Linked DNA regions of Homo sapiens: region 1 is linked to region 2. Evidence: chromatin loops called from intact Hi-C (ENCODE). Cell type or tissue: heart right ventricle. All regions are shown on one strand. Links, peaks and the distances in the headings refer to the core of each region. The heading gives the core; the rest is flanking DNA.

Evidence for each region. Hi-C counts contacts between places; a loop is a spot of excess contacts. Peaks named below come from ENCODE experiments on the same cell type or tissue, not always from the same donor. Only the 100,000 strongest peaks of a DNase experiment are listed, where the experiment ranks them.
Region 1: a loop joins it to region 2, with 2.5 times the contacts of the local background. A loop is called at or near these places in 3 of 110 quality-filtered maps.

What each region holds. Positions count from the first base shown.
Region 1 is chr18:31,268,732-31,281,569 of GRCh38, reverse strand. LOC124904346 (a long non-coding RNA gene) reads left to right here and starts at 908. Exons shown (of 2, transcript XR_007066446.1): 1 at 908-995; 2 at 1,393-3,271. In heart right ventricle, for the core only: no CTCF peak of the experiment used is centred there; a DNase peak (open chromatin) is centred at 6,449; H3K27ac peaks cover 1,469 bases.
Region 2 is chr18:31,330,131-31,341,866 of GRCh38, reverse strand. It overlaps DSG1 (desmoglein 1), which reads right to left. Exons shown (of 15, transcript NM_001942.4): 6 at 10,000-10,166; 7 at 8,144-8,278; 8 at 7,665-7,850; 9 at 5,254-5,513; 10 at 3,413-3,552; 11 at 1,842-2,123. Among named protein-coding and RNA genes, the nearest start is that of DSG1, 18 kb to the right of the region's middle. RefSeq lists an enhancer at 11,602-11,736. In heart right ventricle, for the core only: no CTCF peak of the experiment used is centred there; no DNase peak of the experiment used is centred there.

The DNA.
Region 1 (12,838 bases), core at 2,380-10,379, 59 kb after region 2:
AGGAATTCAAGTTTACTGTTGCTTCCTCTAGGAGAAGTTTGTTTTTAGTTTCTGGAATGATGTCAGAAATCAAGTAGCAGTTCCATGATAAATATGGATCAATAGTTAGAGAATTTCAGTGTCAATATTCTTCTACTCTCAGACTATACAAGCTTTATTGAAATTCTGAATTCAATTTTGAATTCATAACATGTAATAAATACTAAAATGGGGAGACAAGCCAGAAGAGAATCATAAAAAAAAGTATTCATGTTGGAAGTTAGACTTAAAAGTTAATGAACTCTGTTTATTCAGTCTAGGAAGTTAAAGCCTGAGGGAGGATAGTTATTTTCCTATCTATTCATTTAGCAAACATTTATTAGTTCTCACCATGTGCTAGTAAGTATTCTAAGTATTTAGGATACAGAAGTAAATAAAATAGTTAAAATCCCTGAGTTATTGAGGCTTTCAGTCTGGTGGAAGGAGACAGACAAGAACAATAAAATAATAAGTAAATTACATAGCATGTAGGAAAGTATTGAGTGTCATGGGAAGGTTAGAGCAGAGGAAGGGGAATTTAAAAGAGCGGGGACCAGCCACTGTTAAACAGGATGATCAGGATGAGCTGTACTGAACACATGATTTTTGAGCACATAACTTCGAACAGTCAAGGGAATTTTCCATGCAGATATCTGAAGGATGAACCTCTCAGGTAGAGGAAACATCCAAAGCAAATATCTTAAAGCAGAAATACCTAAAACAAAATAGAGGAGAAGGAGAGTAGGTCAGAAAACTGAAGGGAAGAGCGGAACAGATGATATGGGGCCTTTGTAAAGACATCATTAGGAATTTGACTTTTGCTCTGGATATGGTAAAGTGTTGCTGGATTTTGAACAGAGACATGATGTGATTTGACTTCTATTTTCAGAGGATGCCTCTCACTGCAATGTGGAAAACAGAAAAGAGATGTGGAAGAGTGGCAGTCATGTAGCTAAGAGGTTTTCACGGTAATCCAGGTGAGTAATCTTGGTTGCTAACATTAACATTGTAGTAATGGAGGTGGGAGGAAGTGGTCCTGAATAAAGTTTGGAAGTTGGCTTCACAGACAGGTTGGATATGGGGTATGAAAGAAAGAGGGGAGGCAAAGATGTTACTAAGATTTTTGGTCTGAATGATGGAAAGGATAGAGTTACAATTTATTGTGATGGGGAAAACAATGAAGGTCATGATTTGGGGACAGAATGAGGGTGCTGAAGATGAATTCAGTTGGGACATGTTAAGTTTGAGATGTCTGTCAGACATCTAAGAGCAGATATTGAATAAGCTGTTGGATAAATACAGACGGAGTTCAGGAAAGAGGTCTGGGCTGGAGATGTAAGTTTGATAGTCATTGGTGTCCACATGTTTTTTCAGGCCTTGAGACCAGAGGATACAATCAATGGAGTGTGGCAAGAAAGGAGAACCAAGGGCTAAATCTTGTGGAATTTTAAATGTGAGTACTCAGGAAAAAGAAGCAGACACAGGAAATGAATCGACAAAGTGGTGAAGAGTAAGAAGAGAGAAACCTGTGGAACACTGTGGCTTAAATGAAGAAACAATTTTAAAGAAAGATGATCAATTCGACTGAATAATGCAGATAGGTCACACCATAGGACTGATAGGAAAATGACCATTAGTTGCGTCCAGTTTCTGAGAAATAGTGGGGATGAAAGCCTGATTGGAATGGGTTTAAGGGAGAATGAGAGGAGAGGAAATGTGAAAGTGGGTATGTGCAAATCTTGCTGAGAGTTTTGCTCTAAAGGGTAAGAAAAATGGAGATGTAGCAGGGAAGAAAAGTGGGAGTAACAGATTTTGGTATTTTTTAACAAAATTTTTAAGATGAGAAAAAACAGAAGTACATTTGTACATTGATGGGGAGGATCCAGTAGAGACAGAAGGCTTTTTCTAAAATTGAAGACAGAATTGAATTTTGAATTGAAGACAAGAGTTTTTTGGTGGTCCAGTGATTATTGAACCAGAGAGGATGTATTTTGACAATAGTAAGGAAGATTAAAGATAAATATTATAAACAGCTTCCTGATCATACAGCAGTGAGACCAGAAGATATTATCACAGGAAGTTATTAAAAGTTATCATCCGAGTTTTAAAAGTCTTAACATAAATAATAATGTAACAGATGGTCATGGAGTGTTTCCAGCCCTAGAGCTAGTGGGCATACAAGGGTGAGTGAAACCCAGTCTTAGTTTTCCGGAGTTCATTATAGGAGAGTTCACCATAGGAGTATGGACCCTAAAGGCAGGCTGGCTGGGTTGAATCCTGGCTTTCTTATTTGTTAGCTGTGTGGTCTTGGGTAGGTTACTTCAATTTTCTCTGCCCCAGTTTGCATATTTGTAAAATAAGGTAATAGTATGATCCTCATAGATCAGTTATGAATATTAAATGAGCTAGCATAGTTAAAGAAATAACTTATACATAGCACATAGTATCTACAGCTACTTACTAGCTATTCTGAGTCCAATGTTATAAGTGCTCATTTAATGGAAGAAGATTAAAGTACAGTATCATGGCAGCATACAGGAGACAGTTATTCATTTTGATTTAGGGCTTATAAGGAGTCCCAGAGTGCTTTACACAGAAGGTACATTTAAATGGACCCTGCAGAATGAGTCAGACTTCACCAAGTAGCATAAAGCTCAGCCGAGCCTAGATAAGCAAAGGCTCAGAGTTTGAGCTTGCAGGGTGTGCTTGAGAGCAGGGAGATCAGTAGTGTGAAGGTCAGGCTGGAAAGTTGTCACTGGAGATAGGATAGCAGGGCCTTGAATGCCTTCTGTGGAATTGCAGTCATCTCTGACAGTATTCAAATAGGGAGTCCAGGGAGTAAAACAAGAGTAAACAGGGGTGGCCCCAGGCAGCACAAACTCAGCCTGCTTTCCTCTAACTTGCCATCTTTCCCCCAGTTGAGTGGCATCAGCAGCCACTCCCACTGCATTTTTTTGCTGTTTTTTGGTTGGCCCTTTCTATCCTCCTCAGTTTCCCACCACTTTTCATATTCCCTCTTGCCTTTATATACTTTCACATTCTGTGCCCTGTGCTTGGCCACTTCTTAATCTTCAAAGGCTCAGCTTGGACTAAGCTCTGGAGTTCTTCCTGACTTCTCTGGATAGGAAGAAAAGATTCTTCCTCCAGGCTCCCTGGGTGCTCTGGGCTTCTCCTGGCAGAGCATTTATCTCATTTTATTTTTTTAGTTTCAGCCTAAAAACCAAAATAAAAGGAAAAAATGACAAACCAAAAATACTCTTTGAGCTCCTTGAGTTCTCACAATGCTTGGACTGCAATATGCTATCATAAATGCTGAGTAAATGAACACATTGGTGAAATAACAAATGACTTTTAATCCTTTAAGAAAAAAAGTGATCAGAGAATCAGGAGAAAGTGATGTTGTAAGTCCACAAAGGAAGTTCAAGGAACTCTCTTTCACGTCCCCCTCAGCCTCCCAAAAAAGAATCCTAGGAAATCATCTTACGTTTTCTGAATTTATTGTTGAGTATTTTTAGCTTTAAGGTTTTTTGTTTAAAAAACTGAAGACCTAAAAGCACATGAAATTTAAGGCTCAAACCAGGTTCAAAACATTATCTCCCTAAGGTCTAAACTCAATGGGACACTTTTGACTACAAAGAAAATAGTGTTTGAATGAGACGCTACATTCTGACAGAGATGAAAGAAAACCCACTCATTCAGGACGATGTGTATATTACAATGTATTAACTTGAGCATCCTGTGTGGTCATCAAGGTTGTATTAGCTCCTTCTTGCATCGCTATAAAGAAATACCTGAGACTGGGTAATTTATATATGAAAATAAAGAGGTTTAATTGGCTCATGGTTCCACAGGCTGTACAGCAAGCATAATGCTGGCATCTGCTCAGCTTCTGGGGAGGCCTCAGGAAACTTACAACCATGACAGAAGGCAAAGGGGGAGCACACCCATCACATGGAAGGAGTACAAGCAAGAGAGAGAGGGAGGAGGTGCCACACGCTTTTAAACAATTAGATCTCATGAGAACTCACTATCTCGATGGCAGCACCAAAAGGGGATGGTGTTAAACCATGAGAAACCAGCCCCGTGATCCAGTTACCTCCCACCAGGCCCCACCTTCAACATTGAGGATTACAACTGAACATGAGATTCGGCAAGGGCAAACATCCAAGCCATATCAGAGGCCATCTCATGGACACATTCGATGTCCTAGAGATTAAGGCAAATAGGCATGCACTAAATCACCTACGCAGGCAGCTCAGCTCCCTCACGCAGGGCACTTGCCCATCACTCCCCTGCCTCAGGAGAGAATGCCTCCTCCTCCTCATTCTCTGCCCATCTTCTTCCTCTCAAGCTGCCTGCTTCACAGACCTTGTGGGTATGTGTCTTACAATCAGAAGAGACACATCTAAAATACTGTGATCACTTTCCTCATTCTGACTTGAAGTGCAGTTGATTGTTTATACATATATCCCTCATGTACTCACCCTGCTCTTTTATACACACGTGCACGCATGCACACGTTAGCTTCCAGGAGAAAGGGGTTAGAACCTTCTCATCTTTCACAGAGCCCTTCACAGTGTAACTTAAGTTTTCCAAGAAGGAGGAAATTAATACTAGAGACTAAATAGGTGGAATGTGCTTAGTAAATGCTTGTGGATTGTTTCCCGAATAGTGAAAAGCAATATAAAAAATAAATACAGCAATATAAAAAATAAATATAAAAACATAAAAAACAAATACAGAGCAACGTGGGAGCACAGTTTACTAAGTATTGCGAAGTGCAGTCAGGTAGCATCATTTATATAGATTGGATTGGAGGTGTTAGAACAGAATGTTTATGTTTCTCTTTTTAATCAAGAAAGTACAAAAAAGGGATATGAAATAAGAGAAGAATAAAGAATGTGGATAAGGAAAATCAAAAGGTCTGCTCTGTTGTTTTTGAAATGTTCCCTGAGATTCATTCACAAACAGGGCGTGGTTTATGAGACTTGGCAATATTTAAATTTGTGCTGTGAAAAATAAAGCAGAAACTTACCTAGTTTGATTTGGCTTTTGGTGTCCCCTAAAGGAGTTAAAGAGACCTAGTTTTCTTAACTGGAGAACATTATAAAATGGGGAGAATTTTTAGAAAATAAGAGACAGATAAGTTTTTATTTTTCCAAATGAGAGGTTACTTGGTAAATACCACCAGAACATTTATGTTGCAGGATCAGACACCTCCTCCACACTCTGAAAGCATACACATGACATACTTATTTGATGTTTATATATTTTATCTTAGGTCAGCATTAACATACCATGAAAGGAAGTCAGTCATTCACTTTCTGGGTCAAAAGTAAATTCTTATGATTCTTATGACCTTGTGGAAGACAAAGATGTTTTCAAATTTCTGTTTGTGTTCTTACATCTACACATATTTTTTATCTCATTGAGCTCTTATCAGTGGCATTTATTTAAAACCCTACGACTAAAATCCTTCTCCCATAAGCCTTATGGCAAAAGACCACCGAGCCTGTCATCACTACCATTTTCAAAAAGTGTTTATGAACCCTCAAGCTAAGTGCTTTGCCAGCCACCACTGCAGAAACCGCTCCTGAGAGGAGTGGATTGTCTGATTCATCACCTTGGAAAGTGGTGGTGATACTTCCTGGATGTAGATTTGGAGAGGAACCAGAGGCTCTAAAACCTCACTAGCACTTCCTCATTTCTCTATGAAAGCCTCTCCATTTTTCTCTAGAATATCAATTCAGCTCATGGGCATATTTCTCTTTTTTTTTTTTTTTTTATAAGCACCCAATCTGCATTATTCTTCAAAAATTAAGAGATCCCTGATATGGGAAGCTTGGACCAGGCTTCTCTGGTGGGCTCAGACACAGTCCCCAGATCCAACCATGTAATAACTAATTCTGGACTTTCATATGCAGAAGGGCAAGAAACTATGTAAAAAGTTCTGTGCCATAATAGTGTCAGCACCTTTTAGTTTTTATACTGGAGCACCAATGTTTGCCTTCTGAAAAGAAAGAGCTAACTCAGGAATGCGCTTTTAAAATTTAAAAGATGACACTATCAGAAATTATGTTATTTTGGAAGGGTAGAGGTGAAAAACAAAAAGAAAACGATTGAGAAAATAATTACAATTTGCTTTTTAAGAAAACTTTCATACAGGAAAAAACAACATGTCATTTAGGATTTTAAAAACTTGGTGCTAAAGATTGCAAATTTCAGAATGTTATTGCTAGGAAAAAAAGCAACAATAGGAATTGGTATTCTTCTATGTGGAAACTGCTTTGTTGACAATCTACAAACAGATCTCCTTTTAAAAAACACACACACACGCACCAAGCTAAAACTGCTTATTCAGTGACGCTTTCACCAAAGGAATCATTCCTTGACTCTGTTTTTAGTTGGGTGTGGTGAGACAATGTTCTCCCTTGGCTGGAGGCTTGGAGAGGGGCCAAAGCAAACACCCATGTGAACACAAAACAATTAGGAAAGATTCATTCTGAATTAGTTAATTCCCATGAATAGGCTGGGATTTATTAATCTGTCCTGATTGAAATTGCTTAAAATATGAACTTGGGAGTTTGTAAGCAAGCAGGCAGGAGAGAAGGCTAAATTAGGGACAGCTAAATGTCTGAGAACATAAGGAGAGCAATAAGAAACATAATTGGCTAATATCTTTATTACTTTTCCCATTTTAAAAGAATAAGAGAAATATTAATTAGTGTTGTGTCTATCTCACAAACTTGGCTCTGTGAAAGCACAGATAGATATAGTTCTAAAACATTAGGTCTATTCAGTATTATTAGATCTATTCAAAGAATTGATAATTCTTTTTTTCTAAGTAAAAAGACTTGTTTCAGTTTTCAATTTAGACTGTGCAAAGTCAAATAAATAATCACGAAGCATTTTCTTTGAAAAATTAAAAATAACTTATTTGAAGACATAACTTTTCTTTCCAACTTTTAAAGAGTTAAAGATTTCTGTAGAAACATTATACTACGTAACACCTTTCTTTTATAGAATACTTACGTAAAAGCTGGGACCAACATAAATTGTTCTAAAGAAATAATTGTCTGAAATGTGCACGGGCCATTTGTTTTCAAACTTGTGAGCCAGAGGTCAAATCGTACCTATCAACTTGTTGGTACAACTGCAAACAGCTTTGGAGCAGGAAAGGGCACAATCCAAGCATTGTTATTTACTTCACAAGTGCAATTAGGTACAAGTGTTTGCAGCCATACTTAAAGTAGTATTCCACCTAATAACAGCAGGGGTCAATGCTGAAAAGTCTATGTGATTATAGTATAATCCTGAGAGTTATTTTTCTTGCAATACTATTAACTTGCTTTGATGATGAAAACTGTGTGTATGCAGATATTAAAAACAAAACCTCATGGAATTTTGCCTTCTGGAAGAAATTTTACTGGCTCAAAATTTTTTCAAAATTTTATATCTGTGAACTTTGTACAAAGAAGTGTCATAGTTAGACATCCAGAATGACTTTATAGTGCTATAATATAATACCTGGTGAAAAAAAACACACTGTGTTCCATATTCAAAGTCTGGCAGATAAAGAAAAGGTTGCTTTGAAAGTTTCTGATTAGATGCTGCTGAACCCATTGGAAATCATTGTTAAGTTGAGTTAAAGAGCCTCTCCTGTTGTATCAAACAAGTGACACGTCATTTAAATAATCTCGGCTTCATTTTTCTTGCATGAAAAATATTGAGATAGCCACCAAACAATACCCACTTATTTGAAAGAAATACTGTGTTTATAATTTAGAGCAATTTTGAATTTCTTGGAATATATGGTGCAAATGTAATACTAATTTGCCTTAACATTCCACAACTTAACATAGCAGAGTTTTCAATTTTATTCAGGTATAATCTCTATAATTTTATAATTCAAAGAGATTTTTCTTCAACTTTCCAAGAACCATCAAATAAATAAAGTTTACCATTTACTGGACAAAAAACATAACATTAAATGCCATTTTATTATCTTTTTATTTACTATGGTTCTGCAATTATAAAAGTATTGTCATATTCTACCCTGTCTTATCTGAATGCTTTAAACTATCTTATCAAGTCAATATATTTTAGGTTTGGGGAGTTTTGTATCCCTTTATTATGTTTTGTTATTGCAGACATCTTCATGAATCCGCCTTTTGCTGTTTAAATAAAACGGTTTCCTAAGGATAATTTATTCTTGGTTTTCTTTTTTTCCCATGCATATTATACCTTATTAAAGCTATTACTCAACTAAAAGTATTTTATGATTTGTTTCAAGCCTTCAATTAGTATATTAGCTTTTTGAAGGAAGGTGATACATATCGCCGATATTTATGTTCTAGGCCACCAGCATAGGTGCTCAATAAAAATCTGTTAAGTAAATAAATGAGCAACTTTCCAAAAACGATATAACTATGATATGAATTTTTTCATGATTGTTGAAACATATTGTTTCCAAAAGGATTCTATAATTTATAAAGTTACTAACAATGTTTTGTTTGGCCAATTTGATCACAACATAGCCAGCATTATCATTGAAAATATTTCTGTCACTCTTACAGGTGTAACATATTATCTCAAGGTTGTTATAATCTACATTTTACATTTTAAAAATTATAGGCAAAGATAAATATTTTTCAACTACTATTAGGTTCCTAATTTTAAAATATCTTTACTTGGCCATTGTTGGTTTATTTATTCATCTTATTTATATCTGCTCAATATTTGTTATTTGAAGCATATTTTATATTCATTTTTCCTCTTTAACACTGAAGTAATATTTGGGGTCAATAATTTCTTTAAGGTACTTAAGATATAAAAGCTATTATATGAAAATAACATTATTGAGAACAGTTTAAAATTTGGCCTAGTTTATATGCAAATAAATTTAATGCTTCTTTGGAAAAACCACTCATAGAATTTTGGAAGAAATCATTTCAATCAGGGATTCCAACTTGACAGTATAAAGTAAATTGTACAGAATGAGACATTTTACACCTTATGCTAAGCTCCTATTCTTTGATTATGTTGACCCACAAGTACTGCTTTCCCAAATATGCTCTGAACATCAATCTTCACCCACTCACATGTTCATGCATGTTCTTTCAGTGACATTAAACTGTAGCATATGGCCACAGGATGCCTATGATGCTTGACACGCCCCAAATCTCTATGTTCATTCAACATCAGCTCACTCACAGACCTTTTTCTAGTCGATCAGTTTACAGTAACAAAAAGCACACTTCCTTCCCCCAAGGAGCTTAGAATCTGTGTTATTACCACTATGTGAATTCCATTTCTCTTCATTTTTTCTTTGAAAGTACTACCTAATTTTAAATACCTGGCCATTTCCATAAAGTTCCCAACTCTCACAGTCTGAACTCAGCTCTCCCACTTAATATCTTCTCAATAACTTTGTTTTTAGCCGTATTTTAAAGCACATATTCTAGTGTACCTTTTGTTGTAGTCATAAGGTGGCGTAATGGTTTAAAGTGTACTCTGAAATCAGACTTCCCAGATTTGAATCATATTTCAACATCATTGCTACCTTGGATAAGTTTCTTTACATCTCTGTGCCTCAGTTTCCTCATCTATAATAGGGGACAATAGTAGAACCTACTAGTATATTTGTTGTAAGTATTAAATGAGATAATACATGTAAAATATACATAGTAAACACTTAAAGAATGTTAGCTATTATTATCTACTCCTTAGTTTGTAAATCACTGAAAAATGGACTCTATTTTATTCATCTTTGGATCCCTGATAATTATCATGATTAATAGCATATAGTAATAACTTAATGAACAACATTTTCATGTATAACAAGTTTTCTAAAGATTCCTTTATGGCTTTGAAAAAACTAAAGCATTTTGGATAAACCTATAAAAGAGTAGATAACTAGACTGGTTAAAAGTAAAACTATTCGGAAGAAAAATGAAATTACTAGAAAAAATATAATCCTTGAAACTGGAGGTTTGTTGGATGTAATGAATTGAAGAATTGGCCCCACAACTGCTTTTCACAGTTTTTGTTGATGAGTAAAGTTGTTTGCTAGGTAGGTTTTTTTAGAAATCAATTTATTTTCAATCACCAAAATCACATACCCGAGTAGGATGTGAGACCCAAATATATCATTTACAACTGGAATTTTCAGGATTTGGTCTGAGACTCTTCAACTATTCCTACAGTACAGCTCTAAAGCCATATGGTCACCCATTAGAAAACTAAAATAAAAAGATGGAAAATGTCAAGAGTTATTAAAAATGTAGAGCAGTTGGAGCTCTCGTACATTACAATTAAAATATAAATTGATAGAAATACTTTGGAAAATTATTTGGCACTATCTAGTAAAACACAGGAACATATACATAACCTATGGCTTAGCAATTCCACCTATCCCTTTCAGAAGTGAATAATATACACACTGAAAGACACATATAAGCATATCCATAGCAGGACTATTAATAATGTCCCCAAACTAGAAACTATTCAAACGTCCATCGTTAAAGCAAACTAAATATGTCCTGAGAATGGCTCCATACTTCTATATTTGAGTCATCGTGGATGAACAGTAATCTAACTTAATAGGTAGACAAGATTGAAAACCTAATTTAGGAGTATGGGCCTGTAACAATCGCTGAGTCTTGGCCAATCCCAGCAGCCTTACTTCAACCACTCAAACGCTGCCAAGTGTTCAAACTGTGTTCAAATAAGGCAAAGGCCAACCTGTAACCAATTCAGCTGTTTCTGTACCTCACTTTGGATTTCTGTACATCACTTCCCTTTTTTTTGTCTATGAATTTGTTCTGACCTTGAGGCATCCCTGGAGTCTCCCTGAATTTGCAGTGATTCTGAGGGCTGCTTGACTCACAAATTGTTCATTGTTCAATAAAACTACTTTAAATTTAATTTGGCCGAAGTTTTTCTTTTAACATCATCAATAATAGGTTGAATAATACATTACAGCACATTCATATAATGGAATACTATAGAGCAATGAGAATAACCAACTCAGAACAATCCCAAAATATGTGGATGAATCAGACTAACATACTATTGAGTGGAAGAAGCTATATGTCACAAAGGAGAACATATAGCATTATTTCATTTATTTAATGTAAACAAACAAAAACCAAAAAACAAAAACAGGCAAAACTTTGTTATCAGTATTCATGCCAGTGGTGACATTTGGAGAGTTAGTGATGGCTGGCCTTCTAGTAATGTTCTAGATCATGATTAAGGAGCTGGTTACATGGGTCTAGTTACCTGGTAAAAATTTATTGAGGCATATGCCTATAACAGGTGCACTTTTCCACATTTTATGTTAATTTTAGAAGTAATTAAACTTACTCTATGAGTTTGGACAGAGCTTCTTCTAAATTTGCTTTTATAAAGAGCTTTTTGAATCCCTTTAGAACTGACTAAAAGAAGGCGGCCAGAAAAATACACTGCAATGTCCTTGTCTTAAGTTCAAGACACTGCTGTGTCCAGAGGCATCACATTCTCTCTTCTCTGTCTGGAAGGGCAATTAATTCTAAGCCTGCCTCCCTGAAGTTTGAAGAAAAAAAAATAGTCCTTTCCCTAAGGTTTAGTGTTCTAACAGTATCAGGAGAACCCGGCCATAAACTCCAATGTTTCCCTGGCTTATCTCTTGCTGAGCTGGGGGACCTTTATGTCAACGAATTCCTCCGACACCATAGGTAGATTCAAGGAGGTCAAGCACCCTGGGCTGCTTAAAGAAAAATTAACACCAGCTTTTATCTACCAATTGTAGAAACTAAGAGTTTACTTTGCATCCATGTATTCTTATTTCCTTGTACTGGATGTTTACAGAGGAGAGTCAATATTCTAATGGGGAGTTTTTCACTTTCGGTGTGACAAGCCTGTTCTACCCATGGGCAAAGGAGGTTAGCTTGGGGTAGTTCTGCTTTGCCTCTCCGTTCTCTGTTCGTTTTGGCAAAAAACTGCATATGGACCTTTATTTTGAAGAAGGAATCAGGAAACATGTAAATGCATCTCAATTGCAAAGTATCTAAAATTTTCCAGGAAGATGATACTGAATAATTACACAAATTCTTGACTGCTAATGTTTTTACTGTGTTACTTTAGTGAAGCACCAGAAATGAGCTTGATGCTGTCATGATTCACTTATTATCACATCCCATGAGATGAGGAAGAGTTTAAAACACAGTTGGTGTCATTTTTGCTTTCAATGATAATTAAATTATGTGTTTGTTGCCCTTTCATGTGAAAGTCAGCTTGCTGGCAAGAACTAGTGTTTTCACTTTACTTGGTTTATGGCAAAGCTCCAACTCCTCGCTCAGTAGTCACTGATATTTCCTTTGTCTCAGGTGTCCACATCTCCTCCACTTGGCAGATGATCTCAGACCAGCTCTCCTTTTATTCATGACAACATTTTACTGCTTCTTCCTCCATGTTACTTTCCAAATTTATTTCCACCTTACTACTTCAGTCAACAAGATTTTTTTCCCCAGGTCTCTTGATCATCTCTCTCTCTCTGTCTCTCTTTCCTTTGCTCTCTCTCTCTTATTCCAAACATTATCTTTTATAATCAGATAATCTCCTGATTATCCTTTTTCCCCATTGGCCATATCCCTTAATTTTATTCTGATGCAATTATTGATCACTTATATGAACCCTTCCATTGCTTTTTGCATTTCTACTTTTATTTCTTTCTTATTTCTTTCACATTCCCATACTAGTCAGTCATGCCTGTTTTCTCCTTTTTTTACTTTTCTCTCTTCTATTCTATCACTTATGCTGAAGTTATCCCATATCCAGT
Region 2 (11,736 bases), core at 3,388-11,387:
TTTACAGTAGTGATAATGAGCACTTGGGTAATTACGTTACTCTTATGAAGTATTAAATTTAAACATTTTACAATGTTAGTTGGTAATAAATAACAGAGAGAATGAACTCTTTTCATATGTATTTTATGTTATATTCTGCAACTTCACTAGCATTTTTGCCTTTATCTTGTCTTGGTTCATTTTGATGAGAATGCTTTTTTCTTTCTCTCTTTCCCTTTTCTCTGTTTCATAGAACTTTTCCTGGTTATTACTTCAATTAATTATGAGCCAGTAAGAATAAACTCTTATTTGTTAATGTAAAAATTTCATTTTTTGGAAATACGTTTTAAATTTTGGAAAAAGAACTCCAGCTCTAAGCTGTGTTATCACCATGGCCAGACTCGTTGTTTAGATGAGCCCAATGTTGATGAAAACTTCAAAAACATGAGTTATTTAAAATCAGAGAAAACCCAGTTCACAAATAAATGTAGCAAAACATATCTGCCACTGTTCACGTGCCAAGAAAAATGAAAGTAGAAAAGATATTTTATACATAAGCGCTCTGACTTCACATTTTGTGTGAGCGTTTGATTTAAATATCTGAGGTACCTTCTGACATTAAGATTTTATGATTCCACATTTGAAAATGACAATGTTTGCATTAATTTAATTGTAATGTGCAGACTGCAACCTACTTACTTTAGAGCTCCTGTTCTCATTTCCCGAAGACTGTGCCATGTGGTTTATCTTGCTCTAATTTCTATCATCATTCGAGGTAATGTTAACAGCCACCTGGAGAGTCCACTGGATTCTACCTTTATAGCTAGACCCTTGACTAGTGCTACCCTAGTGGCCATAGAACATGCTAAATGCTTCATGTGTGGTACTTCTTTTTCATCATCAAAGCACTGTTTTAAGGTAAGTATTATTTCATACATGGCAAAAGCAAGGCTCAGAAAGGTTAGGTGACCTTCGGAAGACTCAGACGATTAGGCTTAGAAACCAGAGTTTAACCCTCGGTCTATTTGACTATCCTTTTATTAATACTATGCAGTGTTAGTATAAATAAAATCTCTTTGAGACCTGGCCCCTGCCTATCTTTTAGTCTAAACTTTCACCATGCTGTCATGCGCATCTTTTATTTCTTGCACACTGGAGTTCTTCATCGCAGTACTTTGCACTCTCATTCTTTTAGGTTTTTGCACATAGATTTTTTTCCCCTTGTATTGTGTTCCCTTTCTCTTGTCCATCAGGCTAATTCTTATTCATCTTTTAAAATGCAACTCAGAGTTTACTCTTTCTCTGTAGCCTTTTCTTTTCTTTTTTTTTTTTTTGAGACTGAACCCCCGCCTCCTGGGTTCAAGCACTTCTCCTGCCTCGGCCTCTTTAGTAGCTGGGATTAGAGGCACCTACCACCATGCCCGGATCATTTTTGTATTTTTAGTAGAGACGTGGGCTTCACCATATTGGCCAGGCTGGTCTTGAACTTCTGACCTCAAGTGATCTGCCAGCCTTGGCCTCTCAAAGTTCTGGGATTACAGGCATGAGCCACCACACCCCGCCCTCTGTAGCCTCTTCTGATTGTCTTCTTCACTGAAATAGCAATTTGAGCCTGCTTGTTATGGCACTTTCCCATTACATTGAGACTTACTGCAAATAAATTTTTATCCTCCACAGTCTTAGAAGGGGTCAAAAAGTTTAATTTTTTCATCTTATAAACCCAGTGCCAAACACAGAAGTTTCTTTATAATTGCACAAAATGAGAATTTGTAAAATACGTTTTATCAAAGAATCAGAAAACTTAACTCCTCCCCCAGCATTTTTTGGGGGACACATATACATAGGATTGCTAAAGTACTTACATCCTAAGACCAAGAATCCCATGATGAGGAGTCCAATGCCAGCAGGACCAAAATGTACATTGTCTGATAACAAATCTTTGGCTCCGTTTCCGGGTTCAGAAGAATATACTTGGCTAGAGTCAGTAGAAGTTGTGCTGGTATCATAGTTAGTGGAAGAAGTACTTTCTTGTCTGCCAGTATTGGTAGTAATTTTAGTGTTCGGCTCTGTATTAGTCCTGTCGTCATTACCAAAACTTTGAATGTTAATATTAATTGTACCAGTGCAAGTTCTTTGAAGATTATCTGTAATAACGTTCAAAATGGAAGAAATATTTTAGACATTTAGTGTAGGAATGGTTGGACAACACAGAATTATTTTTTACATTAACATTTATTTCAGTGTCTTTATTCCCATAATTTCTCCTAACTTGAAAATCATCCCTTGTTTTTGACTCGGTTTTAAAAATCAGTTAAATTATTATATTATTATTTATAACTAACATTATTAGTCATAGTAATACTATTTATTGGATTATTTCTTTACATTACCAATAGTTGGATATTATATATAATTTGAAAAGTATAGAATTACAGAAAGAAGCAAAACAAAACCAGAAACCAAATTCATGGTAGCAGCACCCAAGGACGACACCTGCTGATATTTTTAAAAATGATCTTTTGTCCTTAATTATAATGCCGAATGGTTGCTTATTATTTATGTTACATTGATGTGATCATATGGTTCATTCCATTTTTTTTACTTTAAACTATAAGTATTCTTTTGTATTTTAATAAACTTTGTATTAACATAGTTCCTGATGGTTATATAATTTTATATCAAATGGACCATGGTTTACTTACCCTGTTGCCTATTATTGATGTGGTTTTCAATATTTAATTATTAGTGCTGTAATTAACATCTTGTGCATTCATCTTGTTATATTTAAACTTTTCCTAATATTATTGAAAGTGGAATTATTCAGCAAAAATATGGGAATAATTTGTTTGAGGTTATTTTTGTAATCTTTATTACATAGATGTGAGCTCAGTTGTCTGACTTTATTAATCGATGTAACCCTAGAATCTGGCACAATGGCTGACATTTAGTTAGGACTCAATTATACACTTTCTAAATAAATGAATAAAAACATTCTGGAAGTATATAACAGAAATATGTTTAAATCTAGTCTATATGATATCAAAGCCCATGTCCTTTCAGCTCAACTATGCTAATCCTGTTGTTTTGTTTTTGTTGCTATTTTTATCATTATCATCACATCCTTCTAAACATATATTGTTATTGTTCCATTTTAAAAAAGAGACAACAGCTATAGATGGATTAAATAACTTCTCTAAGATTCTATAGCTAGTAAGTGATGGTGGAAGACACAAATCTAGTCTCATTTCAGGACTCATGGTCTTAGCTACTAAATTATACTGCCTCAAGTTGTTAAAGATATGAGTCTATAATGCCCAGTGTGACAACTTTTGTTGGAAAGGGGTTACTTCAAAATGTGATAGTTAAAATGTTAATATCTTAAGGTATATACAGCTTTCTCTAGAAAAGATAAAAATGTAAATTAATTTCTTACCATCTATAGAGAGAATCGTTCCTTGGTATTTTCCTCCGAGCATATTGTACTGTTCCTTGGTAACTTTATTTTTCAAAGTGAGTTTGCCTGTTCTTGAATCAACAGCTAGCAGGTCAGCTGGATTATTTCCCATTACATACCTGTATTTGAAAGAAAATGATACAAATTAATGTCAGCTATCTAAAAAAAGAAATTTTAATTTAAAATGTATTGTTTTTTTCAGTGAGTAATTATAATCCCTAGATACAGTTTTCAATTACTAGAGACTTTATTTTTTTTCAGGGCAGTCTTAGCAATATGGAGCCACTCAGGGATATATCAAGATTTACATTTAAGAAAAAAAAATTACTGAGCACCCATTTCTGATGGAATGTCTTTTTATGCCCACTTGGATGTCAGAATAATCCTTTGATGCTTGCAGTCTCATTTTCATTTGATTTAAGTAGCAGCAGAACTATTACAGAAGACCCAGATCCTAGGATTTCCCAGGCTGCTCCTAATTCTAAACTATTCTTTTACAAAGAAGTTACTTCATCAGCTTGGCCTGAACTTCCCCCCTGTTTCTGCTCCTCCTTCTCACATGCACTGGAACTTGACAAGACCTCTTTTGAATTCCAAACTAAGGCCTTGCCTTGAGCCTCTATTCTATTCTTTTCTCATCTTTGACTTCGGTGTTTTTCTTCTCATCTATTATTTGTGAAACAAACACTGGTTAGGTAATTCTCTCTCTCTCTCTCTGGCATTCTGCTAAGCTCTGGGTTGCGTCTACCTTCAGTGAACTCACTCCTGTGGGGTACAAGAGCGCTCATCAGCAACATGGTACAGTGTGACAGGACTTCTAACAGAACTACTCACACTATGTGAGGAGAACACCAAGAAAGAACTTATAAAACACATGGGTGGGCTGAGTGCGGTGGCTTAAGCCTGTAATCCCAGCACTTTGGGAGGCTGAGGAGGGTGGATCACCTGAGCTCTGGAGTTCGAGACTGACCTGGCCAACATGGTGAAACCCCTTCTCTACTAAAACAAAAATAGCTGGGCGTGGTAGCAGGTGCCTGTAATCCCAGCTACTTGGGAGGCTGAGGGAGGAGAATCGCGTGAACCCGGGAGGCAGAGGTGGCAGTGAACCGGGATCGTGCCACTGCACTCCAGCCTGGGTGACAGAGTGAAACTCTGTCTCAAAAAACAAACAAACAACAAACAAACAAACAAAAAACCCCCAAACAACAAAAAATGCATGGGTAAAGTGCTTCTCCCATTCTTCTTGTCACAGTCACATGTGCAAATACAGGTACATGTGCACGCACAGATTTTTTTGTGACTTGGTAGAAATATCTGCATATATAGAGTTTTAAAAAATTACATGGTGTAGTTTTCCTTAATATAACCGAATTTTCACACCAGCGTTATTGACCAATATTAAATGCTGAATAAAGTGAAGAATATAATTGAAATGAGCTAATAAAATCTAATTGATTTCAAGCTGAGCAGATTTGCCATCGGAAAATCATTCCTTAAACTCTTCTGAGAGACGAATCACGGCCTGTGGTAATCAGCTAATTGATCAATAAGACATAGAAATACAGGAGTGTCGATACTTTTGAGACATATTATTTTCACATATCACATCTTTACAGTTTAACATCTTACATCTTGCATGAATTTTTATGTTTTCTTAAGTTAAACATTTTAAATGCACAGTTTATAGTACTTTTTACAATTAAATGATAGTTTCAAAAATAATGAAAAGTATTTTAACTCAGATACTTATAATCTATAAAAAGAACATATGTACTTAAGTTCAATATGTAAGGAAAATTAGTTGAAAATCTCATTCTTACCTAACAGTCGTTGAAGGTCTACCTGTGTCCAGGTCAGTAGCTACAAAGTCTCCCACTTTATCATTTGATCCCATATTACCAGTTACAACATATGTCTTTGAACCTGGACGAAACACTGGGCCTTCAATTACATTTAACACAGTCACAGAAATTGCAGATGCTTTCAGTTTATATTGAGACATAATTGAATGATGAAATTCAGCTTTATTTCTGACACCAATACTGAGTTGCAGACTCTGCATAGCTTCATAATCTAAGGGCTAGAAAATACAGAGTAAAATAGTTTCATTATAAGAAAATAAAACGTTCCAGGTGAAAGAAAATCCTTTGATAATAGCAAAAAAAACTTATTATCTTTCTTTTATGAAACACAAATGCACACAAATACACAATCCATTCTTAAATTTTTAATCTTTAATTGATGTAAATTTGTGCAAATAAAGTAAGAAACAATTCAATTCCCCTAGATTCATTGTTAAAAAGTTGAAAACATATGACGTGAGCTCTGATTGTTCACCAAACAAATTAAAAACTTAGAATAATACAGATAGTCAAATGTATGTATTTTTTAGTGCAAAGACAATTTATCCTACCTTCAATCATTTTATGTTTTTCAGAAAGTAGCTATTTATTACACAGTATGGGTCAAATATACTAGAGTTTCAATCATTTGAGTGGTTTTATCCATAAGAACTATTTACAAGAAATTTCACATCTGTAAGTGTGACTCTTTGAATAAATCAGATAATATAATGTAATATATATATAATATAAATAAATCTATTTTCTTCAACATGTTCTAGGAAATATTTATTTCATAAAATAATAAAGTAGTGATTTTCTTTATGAAAAATGATATTAATATCCACAACACATAAAATCCACAAACAATTATGCCATTAGGCCCATACACACCAAATATATTTTTCTAAAATTTCACAAGAGTAATTTAGATAAAAATAGAATTTCACGCATTGAACTCCCCTATTTAGCTAAAATTTTGAATCTTTGTTCTAATATTGGTTTTATTTGCAATTCAAAGAATGGATGTAAAATCAAAAGTATATATACATTACACACACATAATATATATATATGTATATAGCTATAACAAAGGATTTAATATATGATATGTCTGGGCAAACAATTATCATTCCCATTTTACAGATAGAGATATTGAGGACAGATAGGTTGAATAATTTTCTAAAGTAATATAATAGTTTGGGGCAAAATAGATTAGACTCCAATTTCCCCAGTATTGAATCCTAAATAGTATCATGGAAAGAATGTGAACTTCATATCTAGAGAAAACTAGGTTTAAATGTTGGCTGCACTACTTACTAGCTATGAGAACTTATGCAGGTTCTGTGCTCTCTTGGAGCCTCAATGTCTTTATCTGCAATATGGAAATAATATAACCTAATTTGCAGGGATGCTGTGAGGGATAAACTAAAGCACCTGCGTACTGTCTCAAATTAAATACAAGCTGTAGGCATGGTGACACTTTAAGAAGACACAGGAGGCAAAAAGCCACACATTCGTATGGGGACAGAGTCGTTTGAGAGTCTGTTTTCCAGACCTAGTCTGAAAAAAGAAATAGTTAAATAGGGATTATATTTTACCATGAAACTATATATTGCATGCAACATATACAATCCATAAACAGCTGTTGTAGATTTTAAAAATCGACTGTGTAAGTTGTGTAGCACAGGGCGAAACTTTGACTATCAGCTCCCTAGGAGGCAAATTTTTTTTCTCACATCTCAGATGAAATTTTACTGCAGGTAAATGTGGACCATTAATATGGGGAGGACATAAGAGAACGGCATCCAGTTGTTCTGGACCGGTTGACTTGGACCAAATTTCCAGTATATCTGTGTTCCTAATAAGCCTTGATCAGCAGCCACAGTGAGATGGGAGTGTGATAATTCTACATTTATAGTAATTTAACTTAAATTTTATGAAAACACGCGGGAGGAATAAATACATTTTTATTTACATGATGAATATTCTACATGTGTAATAATTGACTTACAATGTTGACATGGACACAGTTTTAAAGCCTCTATTAAATATGCTTTAAAAAGTTCTTAAGACATTAACCTTAAGGATTAATTATACTTTGTTGTAAGCATAAAATATATTTTTAAGTGTTTTCAATTTATATGATCTATTTGGGAGTACTGTATTGACAAACTGTCTCCAGTTAAAATTCAATACCTGTTTTTCTAAAATGATTATAAGCAGAAAGACTATATTAAAAAGCTCTATGTTATATATATATTTAAAACACAGTAATTTTTATTCTTTCACTAAGCCAAGTTTGTGAAATGTTAGCATCATTTTATTTTAAGTTTAACATTTTGAAAAAAGATTAAGAAAACAAAATATTTAGGATAATTATACCATACCTTAACAACCTTTAAAATTCCCACATTTGTTCTTTCATTCATTTCTATCTCAAACCAATTTCCTTCATTTCCAGAGATAAAGAAAATTACTGCCATCCAGTTAGCTGAGAACTCTTCATCCAAATCAATTACTCTAATCTCGAGCAAATTTGAATTTAGAGTATTTTCTTGAATTTCTATGGTATACTGAAACAAGAAGTGAAAACTCTTAGCACAAACTGTGTGAAAGAGAGAGAACTACAGTAGGCTTATACTGGAATGTTGATAACTTCATTATTTAGAAAAGATATCTGTGGTTTTCATCTCATTTTTCATTGCTTAACTCCATTTATTCTTGCATAAACACAAGAAAAAAGTATGTGTCTACATTTGGGTTGTATGTCAATAAACATAACATGTGCCTCTGTAAGCAGAATTGTTCGTATATGTTTTAGAATATAGCGAATTTAGATTTATTAATTCCAAGAACAAATACTTACTGAAGACTGTTCCATGTAAGGGATATTATCATTGACATCGAGGATTTTAATGTTGCACTCACATTCCGCTGACATGCCATCTGCCCCGCCATCTCGGTCAGAGCCTCTTACAGCAAGAGCATACTGGCCGTATTGCTAAAAATACATATTACAGGCAATATCACACTTGACGTAGACAGCCTTTACTTTGTCTTATGTAAAGTTCTTTGAAAAGTTGGCTCAACGTTTACATAAATCTATGATAGAGGTAGGGTTAACACAGAATATGGGAAATCCACAAGTTTCACATGATTATTCCCAATAATACTTATCACGCATTATTTAAAAGATGCAACACGTTTTAAAAGGCTTCATTTCTTATTAATAATAATATGTCCAGAGGTTGAAAAAGTTTATAAAGGGTAAAACAAACCAGAATGATCTCAAGGAGAGAGATTAAGTTTACCAAAAATTTATGGCATGAATATTCCATAACCTAAATAATCAGCCCCCGAGTGTGCAAGAAGCATATAAACAGATAACAAAGCTTTGTGTTTTGAGAGGTAGTGGGTTATGGCAGTGGAATTATTGGTGATGTATCTATTCTTGACTCTATTCAATGGTGCTTATATTTCTAGAAGCTGGTAAAATCTATGGAGGCTTTCCTTGACTCATGCAAAAATGCACACTCATTCAAAATGGTGGATATAATTTAGGGGGTTTTATAGAGACATCTTGAGGTCTCTCCATTGACCCCAGGTTGAGAATATCTGCCCTGGTGGCTTCCCAATGGCTGCAGAGTCCCTTTCCTTCTGACAGCCCTTTCTTACAGTGCTTTACCACGAAAGCTCTTTTGACATGAAAGAAACCTCATTGGGCTGTTTAAGACAGTTTGAGAGAGAAAAGTGTAAACATTCAATTTCTTCTAATGTTGATTTTCAAACATGTATAAAAGGAGACTTAGGTAACATAGAAACTTGTAACATTTAGATAATTAAAGAGTATTAAAATAATATGAATTATCCTAAACCTAAAAGTCATCAGCAAGAAGATTGTCATTTTTAATAATTAAAACAAAATTAATTGAATACCATCAGAAAATAAAGCTTCCTCACTTATGCTCCTAATGTACATTTAGGTTGCAACATTCTATTAAAAGACAATTTTTTTTAAATAATGAAAAAGCACTTATTTTAAAACTAAATCATAAAATCACAAGGCATGCTAGAAACCTCATAATGCTGATTTTACTCTGTTAACATCACTAGTTATTTTCTTATTTGTAAATAAAAAGATTGGTCAGTCTGTCATTTAATTCCTATCCATCATTCTTATCCTGTGGTTCATTTCCCAAAGTAAATGAATGGGTGAGCTATCAATAGATGTTACATAGGAAAAACAAGAATTCTGTTGTCAATGGAGCTTAGATATGCTAGGTTAAAGAAAGAGAACTTAGTGTATCAATATTCCTGGAGCCTCCAGCATACTCGCATGCACTGTAACTCACCAAAACGTGGACATATAGCAAGTCATTCCTAAATTCATTTTATTATAGAACACACTTTTTAGAGAAATGGAGCTTTTGATTCTACCTTAGATTCTACCTTAGGCATATTTTCATGTACTTTCACAATATAGTTTTCTTAAATTGAAGTAAATTTTAATCAATTAATTATATGAAAAATAGTACAAAACGTAATTGAAAAATCCTCCCTTTTTCATTTAAAAAATATTTCTTACATGAAAGAATTATGTGAAAAAGTTATACAAGTAAAAATTTAAACCATCATTTTCTTCATCTCTTTGTCTCTTCAGTATCCTTGCTTTTAGAATCAGTTCCTTTGAGACCAAAAACCCACTTAAAGAAAAAGAATTACCTCTCTGTCTAGAAAATTATTCATCGTTCGAATTTCTCCAGTATTTCTGTTGATAATAAACATTGGTGAATCTGAAGGTTCTTGTCTTATAATCTTGAAGGCTATTTTTGAGTTCAAATTGTTCGGTTCATCTGCGTCAGTAGCATTGAGTATCATCACCAGTGTATCTAGAAATTAAGGAAAATTGATTGCAAATGGGTGATTTACATTTTTGTTACAGTAGAGTATATCACCTTTCCAAAAAAGTGTTAGAGTTAGTTGATCCTTATGATGTGGACTTCACTGTCTTCCCTTTCTACTCCTTCAACATATGGATATCTTAGCTCTTTTCTATATCTTTGCCTAACAAGAAGATCACATTTTACTAGGAATCTAGACATTGTTGATAACTGGGAAACAAAGGAAATGTGTTATTCTGGCTTTCTATTTCTTCTTCTAGCATATTTTCTTCTTTTTTAAAGGATGCTGTGGCGAAACAAAATGATAATAAGGCCAGACCAACATTTTCCCAACTTTCTCAACACTTTCTAGCTATATGATCTTGGCCTCAATTTTTATATCTATAAATGGGGATGATATTACTGCCATCCTTACTGAATTCATGTGAGAATTAAATCATTAATAAGAGAAAACTATATAAAGTTCCTAATGAATAATGCACGTTTGATAAATATACATTACTACTGTTTTGTTTTGGGTGATCCTTCGTCAAGTGCAAGGTAATTAGTAGATCTAAAGAAATGCTTGCTTAACTACACATATTGTCCTGTCTCTTATCTTTTCATTAATTTTATAAGTAGTTTTGATGAAGATTATTAGATTATTGGAGAATGTGGAAAACTGCCAGTGCTCATTCATAACTTTGGAATTGTTCTCTACTCTCCAACTCCATTTTAAATACAATTTTCCTACAAATGCTTCATGGCATCTGTCATCCCCCACCTGTATTTATTGTAGCATAACCTTTAAAATGTTTTCACTAGATAATTAACATTTATATACACTTATGTAATTTATATAATTAAATTCCATGCAACTATTGAAAGCAGTGAAACAATTATGTGTCCTGATATGGAAATATGTTCAAAATATATTTATATAAAAATTCATGTTGTGGATTAGCATGTAACAGATGATACCATTTATGTTAAAAAACATGTGATTTATGTTTACATAATTATGGAGCGCATGTACACAGTGCATACCTCTGAAGAATGGTACTAGGAAATGCAGACAGCAGATTTTTGTTCCCTTTTACTTTCCATATTACATAAATTTAATGAGCATTTTATAATAACACTTTTAAAAGTTGAAAGTATAGGTACAGTATTTTAATGAATAAAAGTAAAGTGTAGGGATTTTTGGAATTCACAAGAAATTTTATCACTTAAAGGTTAAATCACAAAAAGAAGTTTTGTGTGGAAGTGATTTCTATAAGTGATTTTAAAGTAGCTAACTTTAAAAAAGGGGAAAAAACGCAGTAAGAGCAGAAAAGGGTGGGATTGTCCTTCTACACAGTTAGACTGGGAGGCTAAATTCACATCCCGATGCCTCTGCCACCATTGTGCAAAATGCCTTTAAAATTTCTTGTTAGGACTCTTCTACAGGGCTGGCCTGCGAGTTATGTGAGAAAAATCCTCCTCATTGCTTTGGAATCACGCCTTGTGTCCCTCAGTTTGGAGCTGCTTCCGTAGTTGAAAGGAAAGACTTGCTATTCTGCATCTTTTCTATAGTTTA